2 separate regions of the Homo sapiens genome follow, and region 1 is linked to region 2. The links are chromatin contacts, found by Hi-C or POLR2A ChIA-PET in ENCODE. All regions are on one chromosome and are shown on one strand. Each heading gives the region's core, a stretch centred on a gene start or an enhancer-like site at or near the end of the contact. The rest is flanking DNA. Distances are from core to core; before and after follow the strand shown.

Region 1 (5,100 bases), core at 81-2,580, 43 kb before region 2:
ATCAAAGGAAATAGTGGAAAAATACTATGAAGGTAAGACCAAGGAAATGGGTAGGGTATAGCTCAGGAAGAAAAGCACATATTCTATCATGCATGAGAAAAGAAAAGGAGTCACGGGCCTGGGTAAAAACAAGCTATTAAAGTTAAAAATATGACCTTTGGTGGACGTATACACAGATGTATCCTTGGATCTTGCATCTTTGTGCATCTTGAGCATTGACAATTTACTCAGGGCATCGTGGCAGAGTGTTGAATCAGACAGAATGAGGCCACGGAACAAATTGCAACCTTCACTCCCCAACTGGAGGATGATTTAGAGAGCTCTGTCTTGACCAGAACCCAGGCTGCCACCACCCTCCTGGCCAAGTGTGGCTTGAATCAGAGAGTCTAGCAGTGGGGTGGAGAGGTGGTGCTTCTGCTTCAGTTTTCGTAAAAGGGCATTTCGTGTCACAGGTAGGAGAAAGAATGGAGTGGTTAAGAGGGTGGGCTCTATGGAAAGTGCCTGGGTTCCTGAAGTCCTATACAGCCATTTCCCAGCTCTGTCTTCTTGGGCAAGTTATTTGACCTTCTTTAAGCCTCAGTTTCCTCATCAGTAAAATGTGACAACACAGTACTTGCCTCACAGTGTTCTCTTAGGTCAAGTGATGTAATGCCTAAAAGCAGTTTGGGTGGTGCTAAATAAAAGAGGAAAAATTAGCTATGGTTTCAAAGCACTCTCCTGAGTTATGCATCATTCTTGAGACGTTATCTTATTTTTCCAATTCCTACTCTAGGACAGGTCCTCCCCCTCCACCAAAAGAGCATTGCTCTCATTTATTAATGTGAGCAGGATGTCCACAGGACATAATTTCCTGAAGGTCAGTAGAACTGCTTCTGTTAACAGCAATCACCCTCCAACTCTGCCTGATTTGCCACTGACTATGGCCCTTCCAAAGTGGAGGTTTAGTAATGAGTTCAGATGTGATTAACGTCTCCTGCTGTTGCTTGCTCTTCCCATTGTTTATGGCTTTCTGTTGCCTAATGGCTACATGTCTGGGACTCCTATTTTTAACAAACATTTAAAACCTGACAGATGACAGCTCTTAGGTTATAATTGTTTGTTAAAAATAGGATTCTCAACAGGCAGCTGTTAAATACAGAAGAGAGACTGAGTTATTAGGGAAGGTCACTGACAATAGTGATTGTTTTGACATGGACTGGAAAGTGATATAACAGAGAGCAACAGAAAATGCCAGGTCAACACCAGTGCTCTCAATCAAGAGAACTAAGGGCCGTCCATTATGCAACAGGCAGATATGGCAGAGGCGGTGCCAAGAATTTGCTTCGATCTGCCTGTACCCTGTTCTGAGACTGAGTGACCTTCTTGGAAGTGGGTGAATTTGCCCTGCTATTTCTGGCAGCAGTTCCGGTTCTCAGGCTCTTTATTCTACCAGTTGCACTTCTAAAGTAAGAAATATGTTGTCTGCTTGATACCAAGGCCCTGGTGCCAAACACATTCTTTCGATGATGTAGGGGAAAGTCCTGCATAAATTGGGCATATGAGGACAACAGGCTGAAACTCTGAAGAAGGAGAGCATGACCTTTTCCTAGCTATTTCTGGGCAACTCACCTGAGCTAATGCATCATCTTTTCCTAGGAGGAGAAAGAATGTGAACACACACACATACACCACTCACACACACACACCACTTATATGGATACACATGCATACATATTTAATAATACTGGAATCTGTATTTTTCTTATCTGTTATTAAGCTATTAAGGTTTAAAATGTGATCTTCAGTGGACGTATGCAGATGTATCCTTGGATCTTGCATCTTTGTGCATCTTGAGCATTTACAATTACTCAGGGCATCATGGCAGTGTTGAGTTAGAGACAATGAGGCCATTATTATATTCATATGATGTCTAAATTGGCTATCCAAAAGAGATATTTATCCTTCAACATGTAAAAAAGACTTGTCATTTTGAAAACCAGCCCAAGGAAAACTGTAGAAATGACTGTTCTCTTCCCCATCATTTGTCTTCTCCTCATCGTTATTTTCCTACTTATTTTGGGGTGTTTTTGGTGTATTAGATCGTTTTCGCATTTAACTTCTAACCTGAAGTTAAAAGTGAAAAGTCCCTCCAACAAGTCCCTTGTTCTCTAACCCTTCCCTGAGGCACAAATCTATTTTCCTAGGTGCTTGGTGGCCATCTCTCCCCGCATCCCCACAGATGCAAGAGTCTTAAACCACACATCCGTTTACTGTGAACTTCCCCAAACTGCTCCTCCACCTGTCTCCCATTTTGAAGTTGATGGCCTTCTCTTGCCGTCTTCTTTAGTTCTTTTTCCACCCATCCATCTCCCCTGTGACCGGGGATTGCTTGTGAAAAAAACTCCAATCTGACCCAGTTATTCTTGTACTTAAAATCTTCAGTGACTCTCTTCCCTATAGAATGAAGTCCAAAATTCTTATTAAGATATATAAACTCCTTCCCAATCCAGCTTTTGCCTGTTATCAGGAATCCTTTCCCACTGGGCCAGCCTGGCAGCCTCTGCTCCGGCCATGCAAATGTTCCTGCTGTCTTTGGAACACAGAACACGTCCTTTGCTCTTTTTTGCCTGCATGCCTTTGAGAGTTTCTTCCTTCTGCTTGGAATGTCCTTTTCATCTGGGCAAAAACAATTCACCACTCAAGATTCAGCCCGTTGGTACCTTGTGGGTGATGCTGTCCCTGACTGTCCCAGCCAGTGTTAGAATCTGCTCCCTCCTTGGGGGTCTCACAGTAAACCCTGCCGAGTTAGAGATTTATGTTGGTCATGCCCTCCTCCAGGTCTCCAGCGCCCTGGGTTTCCATGACCCCATGACCTAACATAGTACCTGGCTTCTAGTTGGAGCTCAATAAATGTTTCTTGATATAAAGATATAAATTAATTAATTAACTTGGATTTCTTTTAAAACCCCTGAGAAAGTGATGAGATTTGCCTTTAAGGAAAGCCTGAACTTTCAAGAATACATCAATGGTTAAAAGTAGGGTAATTACAATTAATCAGAGCTAAGAAAATACCTTAGTGGTTGCCTGGTTCAACCAGCAGCCTTTGCACATTCAACACTGGAGTTACCAGGTATAAAATTGCTCCCACAAACTTACTGGGGGCAGAGAGAATTAGAACCCATGCAGGTCCCAATCCCCAGTTCAGGGGCCTTTTCTGAAAGCTTCCATTCCAAGTGTTCAAAATTAGAATTATCCACAATTCTCTGATAGCATGGATTTGACCTGCCATATGGATGCGGATGTTTCCGTAGTCAGAAAACTGCTAGTTTATACAAATAAATACTGCAAAAACAAAAACAAAAACAAACAAGCAAAAAAACTCTGTTATATTTGACCCCTAGGCAGCAAAGCAGGTTGAATGGGAATGGCTACAAATTTCAACCACATGAGGGGTGTTGAAAGTCATAGGAAAAGAGGAGAGTAGCTAAGAATGAATATTTTTAGATTTGATCATGTTTATCTAAACTTTGGTTTGAAAAATCTGTCTGTGGGTCCCTCGCACCCACCTTGTCCCATGAGATTCCGCATTCTCCCTCTGAATAGGTCGGGCCCAGGATCCCACATGAAAGGATGGGATCATGTCCAGGGAGCTGTAACCCAGGTCCTCCCAGAAGATAAGGGATGACCAGAAACAAATGGAAACAAAACAAAAAAGCTTCATCTTTTTCAACCTTAGAAAAAAAATTTAAAAAAAATTTGAGAGAACAATTTATTTACTTAATTTAAAAAGTTAGCCGAATATGTATTACGTGCTAAACGCGATCGTCCTCATCTTCTAGATGAGGAAGTGAGGCTGGAAGAGGGAAATAACTGGCCTAGGGTCACAAATCAAGCAACAGGGAAGCTAGGGCCTCGGTCTGTCAGCATCATAACCCTGCGCTCTGCTGCTGCCTCATTCAGGATGGTGAAAAGACTTGGGAGTCTTTATTGTAGCTGAATTAATTTGCCTTTGACCAAAGAAGTGGAGCCCAGTCCGACTGTGGATGGCAGGAAGGGTTCCGGTCTGTACAGCACAAACCTTTCTTCTAGTTCTGACAGAGATTCACTATCAAGGAGCAAGTTTTGAGCGGAAATGGTGGTGATGCTTTGGTAAAAAATGAAGGATGTATTGAGTGCCCAGGCTATGCGCTTGACACGTGACCATAGCATCTCTGGGAACTCCGACCTGTATCAGACATGACAGACTCAGGACTGAAACTGAGACCACCGGTGTTATCACAATTTAGTTGTTTGTTCCAGGAACCCTTCCCTCAACAGGAGTAAGACTGTAAGTCAATAAATAACTGCACAGTTTGCTTCAGAAAATTCCGGTAGGAATTTATCTGAGACAACAGGCAAGCAGCTTGCTATTCAAACAACAGTTTACCTGTCAAGACTTGCTTCAAGACCTTTGCGCTGCTAAGCCGGCCAATCTTACACTATTATGTTGCAAATCCTGCCCAATCTCAACCGGTTGCACCTTGAAAGGCCTGCCGTGAATCATATGTGCCCCAGGAGCTAAAACCCTATAAATATCCATTTTGACTTCCTTCTTATGAGGCACTGCTAAGACTTTGTCATGGTGGTATTCTCTCGTCTTGAAGTAACTTCTAATTGATTTGGCTTTGGTGAATCATGAGGTCTGATGATATTTTCAAAAGATCAGCCCTAGATATTTTCAGTTTACTGATGTGGAAACTGAGTTTCGGAGAGCTCCAAGTAACTGCACTTAAATTGCATAGCCCATAAATCTGGCAGAGAAAGACTCAAATCTAGATGTCTGTTCCTGAACACTGGGTTACCACAAAAGCCTTAACTTTTTTATCTGTAAAAAGAAGAAATCACATTGGCTTATGAAGACTAAGATTCCTCCTTGCATGCGTTAAACTCTGATAAAAATATATTTCACCATTGTTCAAGTGACGGTAATTTTCTTCCTTTCTCTTTTATTAAAATAGCTTCCCCAGTTTTGGTTTTACATGATTTTGTTTAGCTAAACAAATTGCAAGCCTAATAGAAAATAATTCTATAGGATTTTTCTTTTTATTGTGGTAAAAGACACATATCATAAAATTCAGCATT
Region 2 (5,287 bases), core at 453-2,952:
GGAGATCTATTGACTGATTGGTCCATCCATCCATCCATCCATCCACCCACCCATCCATTCATTTCTATTCATCCATTCAACCAACATTAATTGAATGCACACTCTTTGCCAGGCCTTGGCTGAGAGGCCAAAGCTACAAAGAAGAAAAGGCTCAATTCTATTTCTCAAGGATCTTACAAAGAACTGGATAGGCAGGCACAGTCAAAAAAAGATGCTCAAAATTTGGTGAGTTACACATGGGCTGGATATACAGCAGACTTTAAGTAAATACTATGTGAAAACAATAACAATAAAACACAGATCTGTGGCAAGAGATGCCATTTCCAGCTCTCTCTTGATGATTTTATTTGAGGGTAAAGGACTTTTAGCAGTTTGGGGGGAAAAAGCTGCACGAAGTAGGTGACTCTTGTCTCTTTTTCCAGCCCACGTTCATCATCTCCGGAGAAAACAACTCCTGTGGCTTGAAGCCTTTAATGGAGCCAGTTCTCCCCCACAGGCTGTCTTCACTTCCAGGGAGGGAGGGTTATTTACTGCATGCTTCATCATTGACGATCTGCATGGAGAGAACACAGGAATCACATTCACTTTGAGCCGCTGAGTGGCCTGGACGGGAGCCATCTGTGTGCACTCTTCCTTTATCTCGTGTGTGTGTCGGGGGTAGCCAGGAGTGCATTTTAGAAAGAAATACTTGGAAAAGTTAATGAAACAGCACAAAATGTAATTCCCAGTTCAATATCGAGTTGCCATTTGTTGTTCATTTTAGTTTGTATTTTGTGCGTTTTGCCAAGGACTCACATAAGCTTTGCTTTTTTTGAATTAGGATTATAAATCACGTGGAAACTCTGGTGACATTTAAAAAAAATTGAACGCAGCACCTGTCTGTTTTAAACATTAGCAATGCTGAAATTGGTTTTCATATAACTGTGAGCTATAATAACTTTCACCTACTTGGAATTGGTTTGTAATTTTGACATGAACTGATGAGAGCCAAAATATTGTTAAGCTTCCCCCTGCCTTCCAGACCCAGTTTGGATTTGAGGGATTCTGGAGATTTGTGATTTGAAAGTAATCATTGTAAAACACATCATCATTAATCAAATTACTGAGACCACAGTGTACAGGGTGTTCCATTCCCAGCTTTCGGGAATCATCCCATCAATTCTAATCTGGCCATTGTCACTAGGGTAGACAAAGAATCAATCAAATCAACAAGTATTTATCCAGAGCTTAGTACGCACTTAGCACAGTTCCAGGGTACTATTTGGAAGGAGGGTAGGAGAGGGTAGAAGATGTGTAAGACACATTCCTTCATTATCTGAACAAGCAAGGAGGAAAATGGCAATTGTTTCTTCAAAATGCTGCCTGCCTTGATCATTAGCTTTGAATAGCTGTATGATTTCAAGTTGCAAGGTTAGAAATGTAACTGCTTTGTACTTTCAAAGTGAAATGAGTTATTTGGTGAGAAAAATCCCTCACATTTATTGTACTGGTCTGGTGTTTTCTTTTGACAATTGCTGCTGATTTTGGCAGCATAGGAAAGACCCTACATCCTGTCTGCTGAGGAGCACAACAGTATAGAAAGGGCTTCAAAGGAATTATTTCCCCCCTGGCATCCCCATTGCTGAGTGAGTGGGCAAATGACCAGCAAGGCCCTGCTTGCCAGTTGGTATTGTGCCTCCTCATAAGGAAGCTGACCAGCAGGCAGATAGACAGACATTGATGTTCTGCCCGCGTTCCTGGAAAAGGGGGAAGCGGCCAGGTTACATAATGGTCTGACTTTTTAGAGAAGTCCAGTTTTCCAAAAAATAAATCCACAACTGTGAAGTAGAAGGGAAACTTTCTCCTGTACTGCCAGAAGGCATTTCAAAGCATCTGTAATTATTTTTAACAGTTTCATTGAGGTATAATCTACATAGCAGAAAATTCATGCACTGTAAGTGCACAGTTAAATAAGTTTCAGAAAATGTGTCCATTTGTACAACCATACAACCATCACTACAATTCAGTTTTAGAAAACTTCCAATACCTCAAAACATTCCCTCCTTTGGAGTATTCATCCGTTCTCATGCTGCTGATAAAGACACACCCGAGACTGGGTAATTTATAAAGAAAAAGAGATTTAATGGACTCACAGTTCCACATGGCTGGGGAGGCCTCACAATCGTGGCGGGAGGCAAAAGACACCTTACATGGCAGCAGGCAAGAAACAGAATGAGAATCAAGCAAAAGGGAAAACCCTTTACAAAACCATTAGATCTCCTGAGACTTATTCACTACCACAAGAACAGTATGGGGGAAACTTCCACCATGATTCAATTATCTCCCACTGGATCCCTCCTACAACACATGGGAATTATGGAAGTTACAATTCAAGATGAGATTTGAGTGGGGACACAGCCAAACCACATCACTTGGCTTGTTTGCAGTCAATCCCCACTCTCACTCGCCGGCCCAAGCAACCATTGATCCGCCTTTTGTTTATAAAGCTCTTATGAATGGGATCATACAATATGCTGTCTTTTGTGTTTGGCTTCTTTCACTTAGGATAATGTTTTCAAAGTTCATCCATGTTGTTTCATGTATCAATACTTCATCGCTTTTTATCACTGAGTAGTTCCATTGCATGGATGGACCACTTTGTTAATCCATTTCTCAGTGGATGGATGTTTAGCTTGTTTCCTTTTTTTACCAACACGTCCACTGTCACTGATAATTTTAAGTAAGACATGACACTAACATTAAAATGGAAAATTATCTACTTCCAATCTTGTTATGCATGTCACTACACTAGTTCTGAAAGACTGTTATATTAGTTTCATGCAATATAAACTACATTGGGAAGTAGGAAATTATCAAGTGGATATTTTGTCCAATCAAAACTTCAGTTATGCAAGATGAACAGGACCTTAGAGCCTTGAAATGAGCAAGCTTTCCCCAAAAGTAAAAGAAATTTTCCCAAAGACAGTCTTACTTTTTTCTACCTTACCATATCTGCTTTCTCACTCTTGAAATACTTCATGTACTTTATCCATTTGTGCATTCATTAATTCATTCATTCCTGTTTATTCCATAAATATTTAGTGGACATTTTCTCTGTGTTAAGGCAGGGTGCTAGGTGCTATAGTACATATAAAAAGAAATCAGACATGATCATAACTGGTTCTGTACAGATACCCAAGTCAGTTTTTTAAGTATTTTTGACTGAGACTCACAGTAAAAAGTACATATTACCTGTACATATGTAACTGAGATAAAAGTTTCATAAAATGATACTTCACATTACTGTGTGTGATTCAATATTATTTTCTATCTCATTTTAAAAAATAGTTGATTGCAACCCACTGAACTGATTTTACCACCCACAAATAGGTTGCATCCTGCAATTTCAAAAAGTTTCACTAAAATAGTAATATTTCGGGATAAGGAACAGAGGACAATGCTTACTATCTAGGAGGAACAGAGAACAAGAGGATTGTATGGGAGTTGATGGCGGGGGATATAAAGGTTCAGGGGAGGGCCTACTTAGTGATATAGGTGACCCAACCGCTCTGGAGCCCTGGTTAGTCTGTTTGCATCAGGACTTGGAGCACTATCATCTCAATGAAAAATTCTGTGTGTTGGCAGGTGCGGTGGCTGATGCTGTAATCCCAGCACCTTGGGAGGCCTAGGCAGGCAGATGGCTTGAGCCCAGGAGTCTGAGACGAGCCTGGGCAACATAGCAAAACTCTTTCTCTACTAAATATGGGTGACAGAGTGAGACCCTGTCTCAAAAAAGAGAAAAATCCTGTGTGTTGAAGAATCTAGGCCTCTGTGGCTCAGCAGAGGTGGGTGGCTGGAGAGGGGGCAGTCACCTAAATGGTTCTTGAGAAGAATTTTCTCTCCTTGTTTTAGCTAACAGAAAAAGCCCAACTTCATAAAGCAAATGTGCACTCATTTATTCTAAGTTTACTGTCCTTGGTTTTGATTATTAATCTCTTCAAGTAGCTGAAACTCATAAGAACTGAACAATCTTATGATGCTCCCCAGAAGACAGAAAACTTCTACTGTACGTCTCTCTCTTTCTGAATCGATCACTATCTTAGTCTTAGTCTTGTTTTTCTTTCCTCCTCACCAGTCCTTTCAACATTTCTTCTCTCACCTGTTTTCTCTCAGCTGTCCTTCTTTTTTTTTTTTTTGGAGATGGAGTCTTGCTCTGTCTCCCAGGCTGGAGTGCAGTGGCATGATCTTGGTTCACCGCAAGCTCCATCTCCCGGGTTCACGCCATTCTCCCGCTTCAGCCTCCCGAGTAGCTGGAACTACAGGTGCCCGCCACCATGCCCGGCTAATTTTTTGTATTTTTAGTAGAGATGGGATTTCACCGTGTTAGCCAGGATGGTCTTGATTCTCCTGACCTCGTGATCTGCCCGCCTCAGCCTCCCAAAGTACTGGGATTACAGGCATGAGCCACCACGCCCAGCTCTCTCAGTTGTCTTTCTTATGAAATAACTAAAACTGGGCACTGTCACAGACAGCTCCTTCCAATAAAGGCCACTGAAATCTTTTAGCTGGATTCTCTCCTTCCCTGAGCCTTAAGGAACAAGCTCGGTGGCAGGGTCTTAGAACACAGGTAACTTTTAGATGGGCAGGGGAGGGATTTTTTTTTTTTAAACATTTATGGAGAGTTTGTGATTGACTGAGCAGTTTACATGTTTTGCCCATTTATTTCTCAAAATGATTCAATAAGGTAGACACACTTACCCCATTTTCTGACATAGGCCATAGGACTCAGAGAGGCTAGGTAACTTACCTAAGATCACAAAGCTATTAAGTGCTGGAGTTGAGATTCCAGCTTGTATCTTCTGCCTCTAAAGCATGTGAAGCTGGCGCTACTGATTCAGCAAACATTCACTGAGAATCTATGAGGTGGAGGAGTTGAAGACACAAAAATGATGGTGACATCATCCCTGTCCTGAGGAGCTCATGGGGTCACGGAGTGTGATCCGGAAACAGAGAGGAAGTCCTGGCACCTGTGGAAAGTTGGTTTGGTTGAGCAGCGAGGGATAAATTGAGGGGGTAGAAGTCTATTCTGTAGGAAGTGGAGGGCCCCTAGGGGTTTATGAGCAGGACAGTCACTTGTTGGTAGCTGCATCCTGCAGCTGGCAGCAGGGGAGAGGTGAGGAGCATCTGGCTCGGGAAGGCAGAGGTGGGAAGGGAGAGAGGCATAAGGAGAATGTGAAAGGGAGTGAGACAAGATTTGGCAGCTGAATCTGTCTGGGCTTCAAAGCATCACATTTATTCTTCCAGTCAG

Evidence for each region. A loop is a pair of places that touch in the nucleus more often than their neighbours do. ChIA-PET counts read pairs that join two places held with the same protein, here RNA polymerase II (POLR2A). Pooled maps may share reads with other maps.
Region 1: a loop to region 2 is called in a map of CD14-positive monocyte, with 2.2 times the contacts of the local background. The contact joins two enhancer-like sites. A Hi-C loop is called at or near these places in 3 of 168 maps with a recorded cell type or tissue (CD14-positive monocyte, mammary epithelial cell and posterior vena cava), 1 of 37 single-sample maps with no recorded cell type and 7 of 50 pooled maps. POLR2A ChIA-PET finds 5 or more read pairs at or near these places in 5 of 52 experiments (GM12878, MCF 10A, PC-9 and 2 more).

Annotation. Positions count from the first base shown.
Region 1 is chr10:114,060,746-114,065,845 of GRCh38, reverse strand. The region is part of intron 1 of LOC124902554 (a long non-coding RNA gene); the gene reads left to right. Among named protein-coding and RNA genes, the nearest start is that of ADRB1, 19 kb to the right of the region's middle. Within about 2 kb of position 1,330, at least 4 of the 41 ENCODE cell types and tissues checked have a DNase peak (open chromatin) inside an H3K27ac peak, as active enhancers do.
Region 2 is chr10:114,017,771-114,023,057 of GRCh38, reverse strand. It overlaps LOC105378492 (a long non-coding RNA gene), which reads right to left. Exons shown (of 3, transcript XR_946332.1): 2 at 4,787-5,006; 3 at 363-553. Among named protein-coding and RNA genes, the nearest start is that of ADRB1, 23 kb to the left of the region's middle. Within about 2 kb of position 1,702, at least 2 of the 41 ENCODE cell types and tissues checked have a DNase peak (open chromatin) inside an H3K27ac peak, as active enhancers do.